Linked DNA regions of Homo sapiens: region 1 is linked to region 2. Evidence: chromatin loops called from intact Hi-C (ENCODE). Cell type or tissue: OCI-LY7. All regions are shown on one strand. Each heading gives the region's core, and the rest is flanking DNA. Links, peaks and the distances in the headings are about the cores only. Region 1 overlaps HPCAL1 (hippocalcin like 1). Region 2 overlaps HPCAL1 (hippocalcin like 1).

Region 1 (5,378 bases), core at 76-5,075, 53 kb after region 2:
CACAGCCCCATGACAGCCCCTTATGCATGGTAGGCACTCAGCAGGTGCTGGCTCCCTTACGGCCCGAAGGAATCGATTGACAAACTCTCAAATTAATGACATAATTCAAGAGAGTAGCTGCGGAGACAATAAATAATTATAGTAGCTGATGTGGTTTGGATGCGTGTCCCCTCCAAGTCCATGTTGAAATGTGATCCCCAGCATTGCAGGAGGGGTCTGGTGGGAGTTGATTGGATCAGGGGGGCAGATTCCTCATGAATGGCTTGGGCCATCCCCCTGGTGATGAGTGAGCAATTTGGTCGATTAAAAGAGTGTGTCACCTCCCTATTCTTTTGTTCCCACTCTTGCCATGTGACACATTGGCTCCCCATCGCCTCCCACCATGATCGTAAGCTACACCAGAAGCAGATGCTGGCACCACGCTTCCTGTACAGGCTGCAGAACTGTGAGCCAATTAAGACACTTTTCTTTATAAATTCCCCAGTCTCAGGTACTCCTTTGTAATAATGCAAACAGACTAACACATTAGCCATAGCCATTTATTAACATAATTTTAAAAGATTTCAGTCTTGTGCTGAAATTGTTATGTTGATGGTTACACATTTGTCAAAACTTAGTGACCTGTACACCTAAAAGGATGAACTTAATTGTGTGTAAAGTATACCTTAATAAACTTGACTTTACAAAAAAAATCCCTCTTTTTTTTTTTTGAGATTGGGTCTCACTCACCCAAGCTGCAGTGCAGTGGCACAATCTCGGCTCACTGCAACTTCCACTTCCTGGGTTCAAGCAATCCTCCTGCCTCAGCCTCCCAAGTAGCTGGGATTACAGGCGTGCATCACCACACCTGGTTAATTTTTGTATTTTTTAGTAGAGATGGGGCTTTACCATGTTAGCCAGACTGGTCTTGAACTCCTGATCTCAAGTGATCTGCCCGCCTCGGCTTCCCAAAGTGCTGGGATTACAGGTGTGAGCCACTGCCCCCAGCCTTTATATCTCTTGACTGTCACAAAATGCATATTTTATTTAAGTTTGCCATAAACAGAACATTTTTACATACTGTATTGTAACAGTATATAATACAATACATACCGTATTGTATTGTGTGTAGTACAATACATAGCGTATTGTATTGTGTGTAGTACAATACATAGCGTATTGTATTGTGTGTAGTACAATACATACCGTATTGTATTGTGTGTAGTACAATACATACCGTATTGTATTGTGTGTAGTACAATACATACCGTATTGTATTGTGTGTAGTACAATACATGTATGTAATACAATACATACTGTATTGTATTAATCAGATATGTTGTCCTGTGTTATTAAAATCATCCCTTGTGGCCCAAATTTGAAGGCAGTACTCTGTTCCTGGGTGTGCACCGTTAACTTCTTTAATGAACATCCTGCTGTTCAATAGTGAGGCTGCATCCTTCTAGAAAGCGCTGTTGAGAGGTGTGAGGAGGCTGCCACGCAGGCCGCGCCGCCCCGAATGGCAGGTGGAAGGCGGCTGAGTGGAGCCGCAGCAAATGCAACCCTGCCCCCGAGCCAGGCCCCAGGCTGCACCTTTCCACTGCTTCACACCAGCAGTGCTTTACCTGGAAAGGTGTCTGAACAGTGCTTGCAAAGGTAACTGGCATTCTGCCGGCTGCTCAACTCTGTGGACACCAGTACAGTCAACAACTCTCACTCGCCGCGGGCACCTGCTGTGCCCACCTGCTGCCATCTGAGTGTCACGACCACACCCCCATCCCTGTCCTTTCACGCACTGTCTGCCCGCACACACTCTTCCACCCTCTGTCGGCAGGGCCCCTGCCACCTCTGAAGCCCCCTGCCAGCTCTCGGCAGCCCCCTCCTCCCCCTGGCTCCCGTGTCCTGCCCACCTCCCCACACTGGCACCTCCTGAGCAGCCCTGGCTGAGCATGCACTCTGAGGGCAGACCCTGGCCGGGCACCAAGATACAAAAGGTTATGAGGGTGTTCTCTTGAGGAACTGAGTCCAGTGTGAACAGTGAACACAGAAACATAAAGGGACACCAGAATCCCCATCCCCATCCCCAGGGTGGTGAGCCACCGAGGGGGGCCAGGCACGGGGGAGGGTATTCAAGGGCGGCAAGCCACCAAGGGGACGGGGCAGGCACAGGGAGGGCATTTCAGAGAGTGCAAGGAGGCGGCGAAGATGCTGGTTGAGGGCACGGGTGAGGCGGGGAGGCGTTTCGACTTTGGACTGAAGGCCTTAATTGACCAAGGCGGTAATTTCCAGTCCTGTGACCTCACGACAGGCTGGACATTGGAGGATGGGATGACACTGGCTCTTCTGGGGTAACTTGTCTGGGTTTAAGGTTCTTGATGGGGTTTAGGACATGGCGGGACCCTAAGGATGGTGCCAGCATCTGAATTCTCTGCCGTCTTGCAGAGTCAGGATTCTGCAGCTACTTGCCCAAGAAAAAGTAGAGAAAGGTGGTTTCATGTTTTTTTTTTTTTTTTTTTTTTTTTACTGCTTTGAAGGGAGGTGTGGGACTCGTTTGCACACACAGTTAATATTTCCAAGGCTTGTGCAGGGCCAGACAGATTTGGTTGCAGCTGTTAGTTTTACTTCCTGTCCCGATAAAGGAGGGTGCTTGCCTCAGCTCTCACCTGCTGCCATAACAAAGCTCCATGGACCGGGCCGCCTAAATGCAGACACATACTCAGCTCTGGAGGCGGGAGGTCTAGATCAGGGCGTCCGCATTGTCAGGTTCTGGGGAGGGCTCTTCCTGCTTTGCAGGTGGCTTTTTTCTCTGTGTCCTCCTGTGGAATGAGAGCAAACTATAGTCTCTTCCTCTTCTTACAAGGACACTAATACCATCATGGGGGCCTCACTCTCCTGACCTCACCGCAACCTAATTACTTTCCAAAGGCCCCACCCCCTACCACCATCGCCCTCGGGGTTAGGGCGCCTGGGTACACATTTGAGGAGAGGGCACAGCCGTTCAGTCCATGACCACATTGCATGTTCCAGGGAGGAACTGGAGAGAGGCTGCTGTTTGCTGGGCACCTGAGCTGGTTATAGATGTTAAATCCTCACGGTAGAAAATGTGGAAAATACAGAAACAATTATAATGCATAATCCTACAATTCAGAGATCATCACAGCAGACATATGGGTCCATTTCTTCTGGTCAGTATTCATTTACAGCGAGGCGGACAGACTCATGCTGTAATTGAGTCATGCTATGTATTTGTTTCAGGTCCCGCTTTTTCTTTCCACTTAAGACAATATCATTCATTTCCTGTATCATTAAAAATATTTGCGGTCGGGTGCGGTCGCTCCTACCTGTAATCCCAGCACTTTGTGAGGCCAAGACGGGCAGATCACTTGAGGTCAGGAGTTCGAGACCAGCCTGGCCAACATGGTGAAACCCCCATCTCTACTAAAAATATAAAAATTTGTCCACCTGGGCCAGTGCGTGATTCCGAAGACTACATTTGAAGTCCAGCCTTGCAGCTTTCCAAAAACCCGTGCCTCCCTCTTTCTGCTTGTAAATGTCCCTCACAACTGGTTTCCCAGAAAAATTGTGAGGATGAGCGAGGTGTTGCTTGTGGAAGTTACTTTGGAGGGAAAGTGTTTGTGACACCCCATGGGTGTGGCCCATGGGGCTCCTGAGGGTGGATGGATGTGGGAGTGGACAGGCCTGGCTCCTTTTCTTGGTGGGCTGGGCTGGGCTATGAGCAGGAGCTATGGCCGTGGCTGACCCTTCTGCAATGGGAGCTGAGCAGTGGTACAGTTAGATAGCTGCGCAGATGGTCCGATGGCCCGGCCTCCAAGGCCTTGAGTGATGGGATGACCATGACCACTGGATGTCTCTCAATAGGCTTTGCCTTAACCATGCCAGCAGTTCCCCCATCTGCTTTATCAGCCCTGGTATGTACATCAGATTGGCTAAGGGTGCAAAACTGGAATGCTATTAAATTCCAGAGGCTCTGGTCGCTTGAAAAGATGAGCTGAAAATAAGATAAAATTTCACAGGGTTAAAGGCAGGCTTTGCACTCTGGTTTAAGTATAGAGTCGTCCATTCATGAGAGTATAGGTTTGGGAGACAATAGCATTGAAGAGGCTTGAGCGCACACTCAGAACCAGTGGCTCTTTCTTAGTCTGTCCATGCTGGCTATACTGCAGCCCCCCTCAACTGGAATCAGATGTGGCCCAACCATGAATACTTTGGACAAAGCTCCCCCAAGTCAGGCATGCCCTCTTGTTAGGGAAGGTGGATTCCTGACCTGAGTCCATCTGGAGGTCCAGGCAGGAATTAGAACCACTTCAGAAAAGCTCTGCACAGATTTAATTGCACGAGTACCTGCGTCTCAGAGCTGCAGACTGAGTGTGTTGTGCAATTGTTGGGCGGCTTTTCCCTTGGCCACAGTAGATTCGCAATTAAGAAAAACAAATGCAGCTCTCAGTCAGAAGTGTGCAAGGTTTGCTTGGTCTGGAGACAGCAGCTTCTGTGCTCTGGGGTAGTGAGGAAGTGTGTGGGCAGGTTGGCAAATAAGCCACATGTATGTCCCCTGGGCTCAGCCCCCATCTTAGTGGGCACACCAGGGCCCACGAGATCTGGGGACTATTTATGTAGGGTCTGCTGGGGCAGGGGTGTGGGTGGGTGTGCGCTGCTTGTGTTGTTGAATTGGGATTTTTCCAGCCAGACCAGTCTGCTGGGACAAGCCTTCTGGCTCTGGGCCAAAGGCCTCCCCAGCTGTGATCCATTCAGGCCTAGAAAGCTGGGGGTGCTGACTGCCATCACCCACTGGCCTCCATGGTGTGTCCACAGAGGGCCACCTTCCTGCAGGGCTGAGCTACTTCTGTCTGGGTGTAGCTTCTTGTAAAGTCCCTAGCAGGGTTGCTCCCTACAACCCACCCCTCCCCATTTTCTCTTTCTCTCTGCATGACTATTATTCACTCTTCAAGTCTCTGTTTAGATGTCACCTCCTCTGGGAAGCCTTCCCAGATTCCAGGTGGGGCTGGAGGCCCTTCTGCGGACTCCCCTGGCATCCTGCACTCACTCACCTATGGCACATATCATTGGCCGCAAAATCTCCTGGGCACTTATCACACTGCGGGTTCCTTGAAAACAGGAATCATTCTTGTTCTCTGCTGCATCTTAGGATGGTGACTGGCACATAGTAGGAGTCCAATTAAGAATGTTTTGAATAAGCGAAAGAGTGCCTAAATGAGACTTCTATTCCAGCTTGAAGACCAGCCCACCACCCTGATAAGAAAGTTCAAGTGTGGGAACCGCTGGGGATCTTGATGGCCTGGGACCTCTGGATCAGTGCTTGTGCAGGACAGAGGCAGCCCCGGAGTTCTCATGGGGGCTGGTGAGCAGAGTGGGGCCCCAGG
Region 2 (5,378 bases), core at 291-5,290:
TCTAAGCCACCGCTTGTCACGTTTTATGTTGTTTGCAGCCAAATGCATTCCTCATTGATGGAATGTCCAACATTGTCCCCAAGTCCCCCAGATAGATCCCTGGGGGCTCTTGACAGACAGACAGCAGGCAAGCCTGGGACACACGCTGCCCCCTTCTGCTTTCCTGTCCCTCCATCGTGTTAAGCTGGTCTCTCAGGTGGGCATCAGGATTCAGCTATCCCAGGCTGACCCTGAGGTCCACCATGACTGTGCTGCAGCCACCACCACTGGCCGCTTCATGGCATGTTTCCAGCACAACTCTCTGACCTGGCTCCCCCGGTTCCCCAGACGCGTTCCCCACGGAGTCCCAGCGTGTATGCATGGGGTCACGGTGCTCCACGCTCTCAACCGTTGGTTGCAGGTTCCCGTCCAGCCTCTCAAGCTGGCTGCTCCCCTTTCTCAGTTGTCCCCTGTGCCTCTTGTACCCTAACTTCAGTGTTAGAGCACCTTTCAGGGGGAATGGCGTAAAAAAGCCTTCCTTTCCAGTAGACAGAGTGCCCTGGCCAGCAGAGGCCAAACACATTCCCATTCAGCTTTGTTTCATGCTGGATCTGGCCCCAGGCCTGCACCTGGCCCTGGCAGTGGGCGCACGTTAGGTGGGATTGCTGAAGACAATGGGTGACTGAGGCAGTTACAGGTGTCAGCCCCAGATGAGGCTCCCCAACCTGTACCCTTTACCCTGGAGCTGGCCCCATCTCTCACAGCCCAGTGGTGTACTACCTTAGGTAAGCACCAGTTGCGCCTCACTCTAATGAAAATAATAAAAGCTCAAATGACCAGCACTGTCCTACTGCTTTATACGCATGACCTCAGGTAATGAGAATTAGCCCACATCCATTCATTCCACAAATATTTATGGAGTGCCTACTGTATGCCAGGGATTCTTCCAGGCACTGGGGAGACATTTAAAAAACAATAACAACAACAACAAAAATCTGCGTCTTGTCGGAACTTCCATATACACTTCCACTGGCTACTTCATGGAAACATCTGGAACATCTGATTTTTCTAGTCTTCCCATTACTAAATGTGGCACAAGAACGTAGTCTAAAGGATGTACTTCACCATGCAAAAGCTCTTGTCATTTCAGAAAAGGAAGGAGAATTAAGTAAAATGTACTTCAAGAAAGTCAGTTAAGAATTTTTCCAGTTAATGAAAATTTAAAATGATTGGCTTTCATCTTGCTGTTTTCCAGGGTCCCACTATTAAGAACTCACTCATCCTGTTGTTATTAAGGGTGAAACCCAGACATTTCCTTATGTAAAAGCCAATTAAAATAAATTAAATGCAAATACTGTTTCATTGTCATGTCAGTTTTGAGAACCGGATCAATCAGAGGTTGTGGAAATGCCAAAGTTGTTAAGGCTGTGGTTACCATGACAACAGCTCTATTGTGTAAGTGGTCTGTTATTTGGGAATTCTTCCTTAGGTCAGGCTAACAGTGATGTCATTTCTCAGGGAAGGGGACGGAGTTCTCTGGAGTCAGGTCTGGGGCCAGGAGACCTGGTGAGCAAAAACTGGGGTTCAGCCAGAACTACCAGTTTTGTGACCATGGGAGACAGTCCCTTCCCCTTTTGCCTCAGTTTCCTCGCTTTGGGGATAGCCATTGCACAGCTGTGAGTATATTGTGGCCATTCAGCACTTCTCAAAAGTTGCTGCTCTGCTAAAAAATTTTGGGGATTCCTGATTTGCCGGCTGGTTTTCAGCCTATGTTTTGGGGAAATGCAAATGATAGGAAACCACCCCTGGTCCTGCCTTACCGGTTCTAGCAGACCTTTGGTGAAACTGGGAGTTCTTGGGTCCTCTTGGCTAGTGGCTAGTGAATACCTGCTGGGGGAGGGGGTGTTTGCTTTGCTTTGTGTTGGGGGTGGGGTTGTTATTGGTTTTTACATTTTGTTTGCAATATTGGGTTTGCTGGTTTTTGTGTTTTTTTTTTTTTTTTTTTTTTTTGAGACAGAGTCTCGCTCTGTCACCCAGGCTGGAGTGCAGTGGCATGATCTTGGCTCACTGCAATCTCCACCTCCCAGGTTCAAGTGATTCTCCTGCCTCAGCCTCCCGAGTAGCTGGGATTGCAGGCCTGCACCACCACGCCCAGCAATTTTTTTTTTTTTTTTGTATTTTTAGTAGAGACAGGGTTTCTCCATGTTGGCCAGGCTGGTGTTGAACTCCTGACCTCAAGTGATCCACCCACCTTGGCCTCCCAAACTGTTGGGATTACAGGCGTGAGCCACTGTGCCCAGCCGGGTTGCTGTTTTAGTTGGTTTTTGATTTTAGAGAGAGGGTCTCGCTCTGTGGCCCAGGCTGGAGCACACTGGTGCCGTCGGAGCACACTGGTGCCGTCATAGCTCACTGCAGCCTTGGCCCCCTGGGCTCAGGCGATCCTCCCGACATCGTAATTACATTTTTGCAGGGTTTTCAGTTCACAGGTGTGCTCTCCCACATCCCCATTTAAGTTTACTTATTTTTCAGCCCCAGCCTCTGAGGCTATCATTATTTTACAGACGAGAACACCGGGACTCAGAGGGTGATTTGTCCCTAGTCTCAGGGCTCCAAGGCGGCAGTGCCAGCGTTGGTGGGGGTCCCCAGTGCCAGGCCAGGGTGGCACTGTTCTCCCTGTGCCTCTCTGCTTGTCCCCACTGCCTGCTTCTGCAGAGGCCTGCTCAGAGCAGGTTTCCAGCAACCTTCCTCGCCAGCATCCTGCTAAGCAGGCCCTGGAGGGCGGTTTCCCTGCTTCCCCACACCGGGCCAGAGCTGCCTTGATATTTATTTCAGGGCATCCCTGCAGAGGGAACTGCTAATGCAGTCATGGCTTTAAGACGTCACAAGCCACAGCTGCAGGTGCTTCATCTTAAACATCTGCCTTCCTGGCTGGGAGAAGCCCGGGAGCACCTGCTGCAGGTGTCTTTGCACCTCGGTCCTGCTGGTCCCAGGCCCAGCTGCGGCCAATTAGCACCTCTGTTGGGCACCATGGCCATTTCCTTGCTGCATGGGAGCCGCTGGCCTTTTTCCACTGTGTTGGGGGAAAGTTGTTGGGAAATGAGGAAGCAGTTGGGGATTTAAAAACTCTATGCAGGAAATAGGCTGTTGGGTTAACATTTAAGCCACTGAACAGTCATGGAGTGTTTGCTTGGAAGTGAGGCCCACGAGGCTGCAGAGGGCCATGAGATTCAAGGATGGTGTTCGTCAGGCCTGTCCGTCATCCTCTCTGGGTTCGACACCATCTCAGGGTACTCATGCCTGTTAGGTGCTTGGTGAACAAAGGCATCCCAGACAGAATCAACCCAGAAGGAAGAGGGGTGGGTGGTAAACGTTCGTTAACTTAGCCATGTTCTCTTAGGGTTTCTTCTCAAAATAAGGGCAGATGGGAGATCTCCCTGCCTCAAGGGGTCCCTGGCCAAGGGGCTACAGGCAGATATTGCCCAGTCAGCCCCAGTGAGGTGACAGAAGGCGGGAGGTGGCTTCAGTGTGTTTGAAGGAGGCTGGCATCACAGGTTCTAAAGCAGATGGCAGGAGCCCTGTGGCTGGGCCTGCTTCAGAACCTTGGCTGGCTGCTCCTTGGAGGTGAGGTGGGGGCAGGCAGTGTTGGCTGGAGACTTGTGGGGGGAATTGGCCGCCTGGGGTGCGTGCTGGCCTGCCTGCCTTCCGCTTCCGTGCCATGAGCCCCTTGTTCTCAGCTGTGAAGGTAGGTGAGGCTGCCCTGCACCAGCCAGCAGACTGGGTTAAGGTGGGAATCAAAGGAGAGGAGGTGTTCAGCTGGCTGGAGACCTGCTGAGCCCCTTGCATGAGGAGGGATTTCTGTCCAGCGCCCCTGGTCCTCAAGCTCCTCCTCAGCAGCGTTCATGAGCACAGGGTGTGGGTGTGACTGGTCCCTTTGGGCAGAATCTGAGAGTGCCCCCTTCTCCCTCCCTGTGCATTTGAAAGTTGGCTGGTGCTCGCTGACAGATGCCGAGGCTCCCGTTTGGCAGCTGGCCATGGCAGCCGCTTGTCCTCCACTCTCCCTAGATTTGGCTGAGCTGGGCCCCTGCTGTGCCCCACATGCCCCGGCTCTTTGTCTCGGTTGTCCCTTTGGCTCAGCTCTGGGTGTCGGCTCCTCGGAAGCCCTTCGTCACCCAACCAGAGTGAACTCCTTCTCCCAGGTGGCCAGAGCATGTTGAAGTGACCCTGACTTTCTTCTGTGGGTCCTACATTTTAGCGGGGAGTACAAGTGCCTCTTCACTGCAGCATCTCCTAAGGAAGTGAGCCTGTGGGGAGGTCTCTGATGCTACTGGGAATCCAGCTTCACCTTCCCCCAACTCCTGGGATTTGCAGCCACAGCTAAGAGTGGGAGAACTTTGCCTTGTTTGCATTGCTCCAGATCGTGTTAAACAGAATTTCAAAACATGCATTTTGTAGGTAGTAGTTCTGTCATCCAGAATGTGTAAAGTAACTCTCTAGGTAGCTGTTATGGATGGCCTGCAGGAAGGATCATACCAGTGACTTCTTTTGAGCCCCCTGCCGAGTGGCTAGCGTCAGGTGGGGGATTAGACTCTGGTTCTTTGCTTCCTGGCCCTGTGAGCCCCAGGCAAGTCAGTTAACTTCTTGGAGCCTCAGTTTCCTGACATGCAAATCATACTGACCTGGTAAGGCTATTGTCAGGATTATATGAGCTATTATATCCTAAAGTATATTATATCATACTTTATAGAGCGTAGTATATATTCAACTAACTGCATTTGTGTTAGTTCCTTTATTTTGTTAACATGGGGATCAATGGCTTTTTTTTTCTGATTTGGTATTTATTTTAAGACTAGGTTGGGAACCAATTTTCCATAGTCATCTGTGGGTATAAGTACTCTTACCTTCAGCCAGGACTTAATTTTGGCCAAGAGCCTTGGCTTATTCCAGCAGAGAGTGGAGTTATTTAGAGCCAAACTGTAGGGGACTGAATTCTCTGTGTAGCACTTTCTGCAGACAGTGGTAACATTAATGACTTACTGCATATACATTCATAAGTGGGTGATTTATGGTTAGCCCCGGATCCATAACTTTCATTTCCTGACTGATATATCAGAAGCTTCATGTATAAAGGCGCATTAGATTTAGTAAGTGTAAAAGACTTAAGTTGAGGTCATTTCTGTCCACAAGCTGTTCATGGTGTAGCTGTTCATGTAGCTCAGCTGTGGGAATGGCCTGGCCCTATGTGATGCGGAAAGACAGCCAAGGGGGACAGTGGCACATGCCTGTGGCACTTGGTTCTGTGTGTGGTCTCCTTTGTATCCCCAGGAACTCTCTGCAATAGGAAGGTGATGGCCAGGATCTCATTTTACAGAGGAGGACACTGAGGCCCAGAGAGGTTAAGT

The links. Peaks named below come from ENCODE experiments on the same cell type or tissue, not always from the same donor. Only the 100,000 strongest peaks of a DNase experiment are listed, where the experiment ranks them.
Region 1: a loop joins it to region 2, with 7 times the contacts of the local background. A loop is called at or near these places in 16 of 110 quality-filtered maps.

The regions. Positions count from the first base shown.
Region 1 is chr2:10,375,748-10,381,125 of GRCh38, forward strand. All of the region lies in intron 1 of HPCAL1 (hippocalcin like 1), which reads left to right. Among named protein-coding and RNA genes, the nearest start is that of SNORA80B, 68 kb to the right of the region's middle. In OCI-LY7, for the core only: no CTCF peak of the experiment used is centred there; DNase peaks (open chromatin) are centred at 404, 2,644 and 4,474; H3K4me3 peaks cover 2,141 bases; H3K27ac peaks cover 2,051 bases.
Region 2 is chr2:10,322,852-10,328,229 of GRCh38, forward strand. All of the region lies in intron 1 of HPCAL1 (hippocalcin like 1), which reads left to right. Among named protein-coding and RNA genes, the nearest start is that of HPCAL1, 23 kb to the left of the region's middle. In OCI-LY7, for the core only: no CTCF peak of the experiment used is centred there; DNase peaks (open chromatin) are centred at 2,890 and 4,550; H3K4me3 peaks cover 1,446 bases; H3K27ac peaks cover 1,034 bases.